2 separate regions of the Homo sapiens genome follow, and region 2 is linked to region 1. Evidence: read pairs that join two places in POLR2A ChIA-PET (ENCODE). Cell type or tissue: B cell. All regions are shown on one strand. Links, peaks and the distances in the headings refer to the core of each region. The heading gives the core; the rest is flanking DNA. Region 1 overlaps PAX5 (paired box 5). Region 2 overlaps ZCCHC7 (zinc finger CCHC-type containing 7).

Region 1 (5,382 bases), core at 331-5,330:
TTGTATTCTTGGAAAAGTTAGTGTAAATGAAAACACCAAATCTCTGTGTATGTCGGAAACACAGAGTTATGTTCATGGCTCACCTATCTATAAAGAGTTTTCACCAACTTCAGTGTGTGATGGGTCATTCCAAAGATGTGTGAGATGCAGGCCAATTATTTACCGTGCTGAACTGTGCTGGGTAGCATCCCTGGCCCCATCCATTAAATGCCATACTTCCTCCCCCATAACAATATTAGTAATAATTCATAGATTTCCCAAATCTCCTCTGATCTGATCATGCTTACCGACAACCACTGGAATGAATGGGTTTCTCTCTAGGGTATCTTTCTTTTGGGAAGTTCTGTGGAGTCTGTGAAAAAGCAAAATCTGCAGGTATTGTGCACCCATTGTGTGCAAAACCTGACCCGGAGACACAGAAGCATAGCCTGATTTAGATGTGGAGGTGTGAAAGCTACGTGACCCCGCTCCATGGGTGCTAAGCTCCCAGGGGCCTCAGTCAGTGAGCATAGCCCCACCCACATCTTATCCTTGTCTGGGATGCCCCTTGCCTCTTCCTTCATGCCCCCAAATCCAAATCCTGGCTCAGATGCCACCTTCTCCTTCCAGGAGAAGGACCCCCCATCCTCCTGCACTGGACAGGTTCTTTCTGTCTCTAGACTTTCATTGCCTGCAGTTGAGGGCTCTCTTAGGATACTTTCACAAGCTTGGACTGTAAGTCCATCTCCAGGCCTTCTCTCCTTGACAGAGTATGGGCTCCCTGAGGGCTGAGACTGGGTTCCCTGGCAGGGCTATGCTTGGGACCAGAGCACCAGCAACAGATCAATGAATGCTGGAACCAAGGGATTCACCTTAGCCAGGTACCCCTCTTTGTACACATCTTGTTCTTTTTATTTTTTATTTATTTATTTTTATTTTTTTATTTTTTTTGAGATGAAATCTTGCTCTGTGGCCCAGGCCGGAGTGCAGTGGCATGATCTTGGCTCACTGCAACCTCTGCTTCCTGGGTTCAAGCGATTCTCCTGCCTCAGCCACCCAGTAGCTGGGCCTACAGGTGTGTGCCACCACACCTAGCTGATTTTTGTATTTTTACTAGAGGTGGGGTTTTGCCATGTTGGCCAGGCTGTTCTTGAACTCCTGACCTCAGGTGATCCATCTGCCTCGGCCTCCCAAAGTGCTGGGATTACAGTGGGGAGCCACAGGGTCCATCCCTTGTTCTTTTTAATTTAGCAAATGGCTTCTGTTTTCTTGTCCTCACTCTCAGTCCTTATTGACTCTTAGGAGGTGCTCACTGTGCAGACAGCACTCTCTCACTTGGAATCCAGCAGCTTGTTTGCTCTGACCAGTGCTGTAGGCCTGGCATGATTTATTGACCCCATTGCACAGATGTGTTGAGAGAAGTGTAAGATCACACAGCTGGCAAGTGGCAGAGCCAGAGCTTGCTCTCTGTGCTCCACCACTTTTGTCACTTAAACACTTCCAAGGCAGAGCCTCTTCCCTGGGGTGTCATTCATCCATTTACTGGCTCCTGATGTGGTGTCGGGCACTGTGGTCTCAGAGGTAGGTAAGGCCTGGGAGACCCCACTGTTTTCCCTCAGGGATTTTCCCTAGGGACCCCTTTGTTTTCCCTTAGGCAAGGCATGGAAGGGGAGCATCAGATGTCCCCTGGGAGGGTGTGGCCACTATTTCCCAGTAGGAGGTCACACCGGAGCAGCTGTCTCCCTTCTCCTTTGTACCTGTTTTTTGTTTTTTTTTTTTTGCCAGTTTCAGTGAAATTCACTCTACAAGTATTTATTGTGTGCCTGCTATGTGTGCTAGGTATTGTCCTAGTTGCTGGGGACACAGCAATGAACAAGACAGACAAAAATGTTTGCCCACATGAGTGACGTTCTAAGGAAGAAAGACAATAACTAAATAAGGAAAATAAGCAGCATGCTGTTCTATGCTCTGGAGGAAAACAAAGCTAGGTGAGGAGACAGGGAATGAAGCAGGGCTGAGGGGGGGGGGGCTTTGCTGTTTTTGGAGGGTGGTCCTACTGATGAGCTGACGTTTGAGCAGAGGCCTTAATGGAGGGAGGAGTGAGCCAGGCAGATATCTGGGGGAGGAAGTTTCCGGAGAGAGGGAACAGCAAGTGCAAAGACCCCAAGGCCGGTGAGCTTGGCATGACTGTGGAACCCTATGGAGGCGAGTGTGGCAGGAGCAGAATAAGCGGGGAAAGAGTGGGAGGAAACGAGGTCAGAAAGGTGGGATTGCTGGGGGGGTACCCAGTTAAGTACCAGTAAAGCCTAGTAAGCTGTGAGGGGCTGTGGGTTTTGCTCAGAGTGGGAGTAGACAGCAGCCTAGAACCTCCAACAGGGAACTTCAGAGGTGCATTTTCTCCCCTACCTCCAGTGAGTCACTCACTCCAGCATACCTTCTCTCCTAATCACCTCCCGAACCTGCCCCCTTCTCTGGATAGCCATTCCCACTGTTAGCTCTGTCCTGGCTGAGGGCTCCCACTCGACCCTGGGCCTCAGTCTCATCTCCCTCCAACAGGGTCTCTACACTGTGGCCAGATTAGACTGTATGACCCTCCTCCCCCAACCCTTCTGTGTCTGGAATTGTGAATGTATTGATATCATCAGACAAGGGACTGACTGGAACAGAGACTGGGGAATCTGGGATGTGGGGATTGGGGCTGCTGGTAAGTGGGTTGTCATTTTGTCTGGGAGGCAGTGCAATGCGGTGCAGTGGGTGGCCCAAAGCCCCTCCCCCAACCCTTAACCAGCTCCTAATCCCCAGCCCTGTCTCTGGCTTCGGCAATGGCTCCCCCCAGAGGCACCTGCTTTATTTATGGCTTCTCCCCAACTCCCCACAGGCAGAGGGAAGTCCATTAGTGTGTTTGCAGACTCTGCCAGCTCTGAGCAGATGCAAAGCTTATTTGCAGACTGTCATTGCCCTGGCCTCCTCCAGAGACTCTCATGCTGGGCTCAGCCTTGTGCCTCCAAGAGCCACCTCCCTCAGGCAGCCACCGGTGCAAGCCGCTTTCCTGATTTCCCTAAGCATAGTCTTGGCTTGGAGTTGGGAAAATTAAATTAAATGCCACGAAGGAACCATAGCAGTGCATTGGGCCATGTTGACAGTAGGGAATGAAGTCTTCTCTGTCGATAGGAGTTCATTGTTTTGACATAAATTAGGGAGGCATTGAGAGAAAGTGGAAAAAGTCTTGACCTGAGAACCTGGGACCCAAGTTCAAGTCTCTGTTAGGCTGCTGAGTATCCTGGTGATTTGGGGCAACAGTTTATTGCCTTCTGGGCCTCAGTTTCCAAGCTGCACAAGGAGCTGTAGACAGGCTTGGAATCCACTCCAAGCTCCAGAATTCTCTGATTTGAATTTTGGGGATGTTTCTTTCATCCAATGAGCTGGGGACAAAGTGATTTGTCCAAAATGGCTTGGTAATTCTGAAATTGCCTGGAGATTGGCCTCACTGGGGTACAAGGCACTGAGGAGGTGAGACACCAGGGCTCTCAGTCTCACCTGGCCTGATAACTCTGCTGTGTGACCCTGGGCAGGCCACTTTCCGTCTCTGAGCCCATTTTCTCATCTGCAAAATGGGAATCGTAATCTCCTGCCCATCTCCTGAGATTATCAGGAGAATCAGATAAGCTGATGAATGTTTCATATGCCACAGGAATATGTATTTGAGGGGTGCGATTGTTATCATTTTGTCGCTGTTATCCTTTTCAGATGTCTAGGCATGCACACTTGCCAGTGTAATACAAGAATATGCCCCTATAAGGTACAGAGCCCAAACACGTCAATTTAACTACATAAAAGGGAAATAATTGTGCTTCCATGAATAATGAAGAGCCCTTCTTATAATTTGTGCTTGTTCAGTTCCACACCCTCATAAATCCACCATTCCTGTGTGTGTGTTTGGTGGAAAAACACACCACAGACATACACAAAAGCCTCTTGAGTTCTTTTCAACTGGGACAGGAGATGACACACGTTGGCAGACAGAGGCTGATCTCTGTGTATCCAAGAGGAGTCGAGCCAGTCCGAGTACATCTAACAGGTCAAGCTCTGAAATGAAGAAGCAATAAGCCAGTGAAATGGTACTATCACCGAAACATGATTGATCAATTGAATTCTATCAGAGACAGTGGACAGTGAGATTAACTCAGGCCTGATAGGTTCAATGAGTTAAAGCATGATGTTCATTTCAGCTTCATTTCACCAGTCTTTGCTTGTGAAATTGGTCAATCAATAGAGGTTGAAGATCATATATATATATAGATATCGGGGACCATCTTATGGGGAATATAATCTTGGTAGTTGGCTCCTGGCTGGGGCTGCCTGCTGCGGGTAATGGAGACAGAACAGGGACTCCATCAGCCCCATCGAAATGGCCTGATATCTTCTCCAAATGAAAAGTATTTTTGGATCTCTGATGATTTATCTTTTTTTTCCTCCCTCTCACTTTGATCTATGACAAAACCCATACCCATCTTGGAGAAATTTAGTGATTTCTCCTGAAAACATTTGTGCAATGATCAGATAGATACACTTCAAATACGAACCTTCTTTTTAGTTATATCGTCCTTGGGAAAAAATACAGACAGTAATTTAAAAACTCAAATAGGGGTAATGCAAAGATATCAGAGTAAATATGATTTTTAAACCCTTTTATTTATTTATTTATTTATTTCTGTGCAGTGGGGGATGGGAGAGAGACTGCTGTGTGCATGAAGGCCATAAAAGGGATGTATGCATCCCTTCCAGGTCCTTCCAGGTATAATTAAAATGAAGCCTTTCACATTCTTTGATCTCATTTAAAAGCACAATTCACAGAAACAAATCACCCTTTTGCTCCTAGTAATATTTCATTTGCTTCAGAATATTTTCACTATGGCGGTTAACATCCTTTCTAATTAGTGTGCATATCCCTCTGTAAGGTGGAGTAATTAGGGACTACTGTATGAGGTAATGGACTTGGACAGTATGGATTAGAGAGAACAGACTTGCCCTGTGGCAATGCACCAGGTATTACTTCCTTTCTGCCTCTTGTTTCAGGTCATCTTGATTCATTTTAGCACAGAGAAATCCCATCTCTTCATACCAACACCATGAGAGCTTCAATAATGTATTTGCACTGTTTGTATATCAGAGTGTATATTAGGTTCTGGATAATGGATAGTGATGCTGAACAGCTCGACAGAGAGGGAAGAGCCTCTCACACTTCACTCCCTTTCCCCTCCTCCAACTCCTGAATTCTAATCATGCTGAATTATAGCCGTTCCCCTGCACCATGCTTTCTGTGCCTCCAGGCTGTTGCAGATGCTGTTCCCTCTGGTTGGAATGCAATTCCTCTTCCCTGGGCATTTCTTTGGCTAACTCCAT
Region 2 (5,382 bases), core at 64-5,063, 310 kb before region 1:
AATGATAATTACTGCAACTAAAAAATGCAGAGGAACATGTTTTGAGGGAAAGATGAATTTAGTTTGGACAGGCTGGATTAGCAATAGTATTAAAATATTCAAATGAAGATGTGGAGTATGCCATTGGATACTGGATTATGAGTCTTAAGTTTCAGAGACAGATCTGAACCGGAAATAAAATTTGTCAATTATGGCATGGAGATGGTATTTAGAACAGGACTGGGTGAGAGTACCAAGGGTTTGAGTGTAGAGAAAGGATAGAACATGAGCAAGAATTTAGGAGTAACCAGTGAGGTGAGAGGAAACTTGGTGGGGGAATAGGTCAGTGCCCCGTAACCAACTAAACACAATGTATCTATCAAAGAAGAGGTGTTATCGATTATGGTAAATGCCACCAATAGGGCAGGTAAGAAAAAGACTGAGAACTGACCCTTGAATTTATTAGGAAAGTCACTGGTGATCCTATTAAGAGAAGTTTGGATGGAATGGTGATGCAAAAACCTGGCTGGATTAAAAAGAGAACTGAAGGAGAGAATTCAGGGGCAGTAAATATAGACAAATGTTTGATGATTTTGACCACAAAAGAAATATTCATTCACCATAATGTGGTACCCTATCTCCTTAAAAGTTCTACCTTCTATTATGGCAAGACATGACTTGGTATAGAAGGAAGAATTTGTATATTAGATGGATAACAAGCCCCCAAAGCTACTTGGGTTTCAATTTAGCTCCAGAAAAAAAAAAAAATCTATCTACCTATAAAAAAATCTATCTATCTATCTATATAGATAGATAGATAGATTTTTTTTTTTTTTTGAGACAAGGTCTCACAATGTCACCCAGGCTGGAGTGTAGTGGTGCAATCATGCCTCATTGCAGGCTCAACCTCCTGGGCTCAAGCAATCCTCCCACCTCAGCCTCCCGAGTAGCTGGGACCACAGGTGTGTACCACCATGCTTGGCTAATTTTTTATATTTTTGTGTTATATGGGGTTTTGCTATGATGCCCAGGCTGGTCTCAAATTTTTGGGCTCAAGCCATCCACCTACCTCAGCCTTCCAAACTGCTTGGATTACAGGCATGAGCCACTGCACCCAGCCTCTAGACAGAATATTGACAGAAGGTCTTTAAGTCCAAATGGTTAAATGTTTTTTTTTTTTAACCATTTAAACTCACACTGTGTTGACTTTCATTTCTAATACATATAATATGTCCTGATAAAAACCAGAATACTTTTATGGAGCAAAAAAGCTGTAAAAACAAGAAAAACCTTCACATTTGTTACATATTTAAAAAAAATTTAACACCATTGATCAAATGTAATTAGGACTAGCTACATAAATGTACCTATAATAAGTATATAATAGTAATTAGGACTAGCTACATAAAATGCAAAAAAGGTACTTTTTTGTGTGTAAAAACACATAAATATGTATACACACAGAGAAATAAAACAGTTAAACAGTTTCTACCTGTTTTTGTGTACTTCCTTTTCAGATATTGCTTGCTTAGAGTCTTGGCCTCTGTTACCGTCTAACTTGAATTCATAAAACTCAATGGCTCATGGTTTTCAAAGCTTAGGCCAACGTTTGCAGAACAAAGTCGCTTTGTTATTATAGGTACCAATGTACCTATAATAAGTATTACTGATTTGAAGTTGAGATTGCCAGAAAGGAAGCAAGAAGGCACGAGGGATTGGAAATTATTACATACAACTTTATGTTAAAAGGAAAACAACTTTTAAAAAACCTCATCCTAGTTGACTGTATACTTTTGTACAAATGCTCATCCTGATTTTTGAAGAAATTGATTTTAATGTATGACACCTCAAAGAAAATATGTATAATACAAAAAGAATGTTCAAATCCCCACTAACAGACTTTTCTAGAGAAAGAAAATCATGGCTGGGCATGGTGGCTCATGCCTGTAGTCCTAGCTACTTGGGAGGCTGAGGCAGTAGGACTGCTAGAGCCCGGGAGGCAGAGGTTGCAGTGGGCAGTAATTACACCACTGCACTTCAGCCTGGATGAAAGAGAGAGGCTCTGTTTCAACAACAGCAGAGAGGAAGGAAGGGAGGGAGGGAGGGAGGGAGGGAAGGAGGGGGGAGGGAGGGAGGGAGGGAGGGGGGAGGGGGAGGGAGGGAGGGAAGGGGGGAGGGAGGGAGGGAGGTGGGAGGGGAGGGAGGGAGGGAAGGGGGAGGGGGAGGGAGGGAGGGAAGGGGGAGGGGGGGAGGGAGGGAGGGAAGGGGGAGGGAGGGACCGAGGGAAGCAGGGAGGGAGGGCGGGAACGGGGGGGAGGGAGGGAGGGAAAAAGAGAATCAAGATTAAATTAATAAAAAAAGAATATAGGACATAAAAACAGCTAATACATATAAAGAGCTTATTCTGTGCCAGGTACTAAGTTAAACATTTATGTATTTTTCTTTTCTTTCCTTCTTTCTTTTTTTTTGAGACAGGGTCTCACTCATTTGCCTAGGCTGGAGTGTAGTGGTGTGATCTTGGCTCACTGCAGCCTCAGACTCCCGGACTCAAGCAAATTCTTGTGCCTTGGCCTCCCGAGTAGCTGAGAATTCAAGCACACCTAGCTAATTTTTGTGTTTTTAGTAGAGATGGGGTTCCACCATGTTGCCCAGGCTGGTCTCAAGCTCCTGATTTCAAGTGATCCACCCTGGCCTCCCAAAGTGCTGGAATTATAGGCATAAGCCACTATGCCCAGCCTGTATTTCTAATTTAACTCTCATAACAATCTTATAAAGGTAGGTATTACAATTTTATTTCACAGATGAGAACAGGTGAGGTTTATGAATTCATAAAAATATGAATAATAATTGATTTAATACCAAAAATCTTCTCAGTGGCAGACTAGAGGGCTCAAACCCATGTTTACATCCAAACCATGCTCTTAACCAATATGCTATATAATCTCCCTAAATTATTTTATTAATAGTGTTCTGACTTTCTCTAATAATAAAATTACTGGTACTCATTTCAACAATTTCATTTCATCATGTACCACATGACAATTACTAATGGGAAAACATGTTTAAAATTGCATCTTTCTACTTTTAACATAGGACTATATTCTGATATGGATATGAATGATGGTATCTGAAGTTATACTAGTCTTCTATGTAGAGAGAAACTTGACTGAGATTTTACAAAAATAATGCCCCAAGTTTCTACTTGTGGTTAACTTTTATTATATAATTACACCAGGATGTAAGGAGACAGGAACCAGTTCCATCTTCCTCTCTGTTGTATCTCTATCACCTGTGTGGTGTTTGTCACATAGTAAGTGCTCAAAAAATACTGCTTAATGAATAAATTTTGAAGAAACAAGTGATTTTCCTAAACATATGCCAATTTAAAAAAATCTTTAATAGTCAATTGTCATCTGTCTGAGTCACTGGTTAACTCTTCTATTTATATAAGCAGCAACTAGTAAGTATTGATTGATTTATAGCTTGATCAACTAGCAGGATAAATATAAATTTGATTTTTTCAAAATTATATTCCAAAACAACAATATAGCCTATTATAGGCCAAATGGAATACTTAGACCCATTCCCCAAAAGCCTGCTCCTAAGGTGTGTTGCTAGCAACCTATTTACAGTACAACCAATATAGAAAAATAAGAGACGAAGAAGAATAGAACAAAAGACAAGAAAATGTCAGGAAATGGTAGAAGAAAATGAGAAAGAGAAATAATTTCGAAAATACCATCTCAAGATAAAAGAGAGGCAGTTTATAAAGAAACACCAGGTATGAATAAAAACCTAGGTTCTTCCAAGACATATTGAGTAATTATGTATTAAACATTTTCTCTTTCTCTCAGCTTCAATTTCTCATTTGTGAACATAAATATAGCCCTACATCATCTCTAAGATAAATTTTTCCATAGAAACCAACTCAAATGGCATCTGCTTCCTCAAACTTCTCAAACAAAAATCCAAGCGCTGGATATCTGGACAATTTTCTCTATTAATTCTATTGTCTTTCAAAACATCAAAATCTCTATATAAATAAATGAAACGCTCCCCTCCAATCTCCTTAAGCCACCCATGCTAGAAAGAATGAAACACTTAAGAAACTTTTTATAACAAAACTTCTAATAAAAAAGGAAATTAAAAAAATTAAAGCCTAAATTTGTACATAGAAATATGAATCAGCAACATATGTGAAACATTTGTTAGAAATGTAAATAGTTCATGCCTCCTGGGAATACATACTAACCTACACTCCAGAAACAGACTGACTATTTATAATCCCAATGCAGTATGCACTATTGAGGCCTACAGGGAAGGTTTAAAGCTGGATTTTTCAACAAGGCTCACAAGTCCTGAGGTTAAATACACATGAATTACGGATGTTTAATCCAACTTAAGATACCATCTTTTCATATTTAAAGCAGTTTCCCTTATACAGAAAAAATACAAAATACATGAGCTGGTCCTAACAGAAGCTCCTGCAGAGGTAATATAAAAATCCATTTTTTTTTTAACCATTTAAACTCACACCGTGCTGACTTTCATTTCCAATACATATAATATGTCCTGATAAAAACCAGGATACTTTTATGGAGCAAAAAAGCTGTAAAAACAAGAAAAACCTTCATATTTGTTACATATTTAAAAAAATTTAACAAACACTATTGATCAAATGTAATTAGGACTGGCTACATAAAATGCAAAAAAGGTATTTTTTTGTGTGTATAAACACACATAAATATGTATATACACAGAGAAATAAAACAGTTAAACAGTTTCTACCTGTTTTTGTGTACTTCCTTTTCAGATATTGTTCGCTTAGAGTCTTGGCCTCTGTTACTGTCTAACTTGAATTCACAAAACTCAATGGCTCATGGTTTTCAAAGCTTAGGCCAACGTTTGCAGAACAAAGTCGCTTTCTCTCTCTCTCTCTTTTTTTTTGGTGGGTACAAGTATGGGGACCACAGGAACAGTTAAATTCATGGCATGGCTGGTCTACCACACAGTCGGGGGAATTCTTTAAATAGAGCCTGTCACTCTCTTGGCCCATCAATGGGATTTCCTTCTCGAACTGCTGATTCGTTCAGGTACACAACAGAGGAAATTTCAGTTAACCTTTGTTTCACCCCAGGGAAAAATCTGTCTGAAAGTATAAAATGAATAGATTAAAAAAAAAAAATAAGCAGCTCAGCCACAGGGCCATTCTCTGAGTGTTCACAGCAGCTTAAGTTAAACAGTAAAAAGGGCAGTGGAATGTTTCATTCCCAATGGAAAATTCAAGCACAATATAGAACTTGGGAATCTAGTTAGTCAGAGTTTATTTTGATGACTAAACCAAACCAACTGTCCTTTCTGTTTTAATAAACTGGAAAATTTCCCTTCTGATAATTTTATAAG

Evidence for each region. ChIA-PET counts read pairs that join two places held together with the same protein. Peaks named below come from ENCODE experiments on the same cell type or tissue, not always from the same donor. Only the 100,000 strongest peaks of a DNase experiment are listed, where the experiment ranks them.
Region 2: POLR2A ChIA-PET joins it to region 1 with 10 read pairs; 2 of 35 experiments call an interaction of 5 or more read pairs at or near these places.

Annotation. Positions count from the first base shown.
Region 1 is chr9:36,977,812-36,983,193 of GRCh38, reverse strand. All of the region lies in intron 5 of PAX5 (paired box 5), which reads left to right. Among named protein-coding and RNA genes, the nearest start is that of PAX5, 54 kb to the left of the region's middle. RefSeq lists an enhancer at 2,267-2,766. In B cell, for the core only: no CTCF peak of the experiment used is centred there; a DNase peak (open chromatin) is centred at 2,793; H3K27ac peaks cover 4,026 bases.
Region 2 is chr9:37,283,714-37,289,095 of GRCh38, reverse strand. All of the region lies in intron 2 of ZCCHC7 (zinc finger CCHC-type containing 7), which reads right to left. Among named protein-coding and RNA genes, the nearest start is that of LINC01627, 110 kb to the left of the region's middle. In B cell, for the core only: no CTCF peak of the experiment used is centred there; a DNase peak (open chromatin) is centred at 4,865; H3K4me3 peaks cover 1,382 bases; H3K27ac peaks cover 4,665 bases.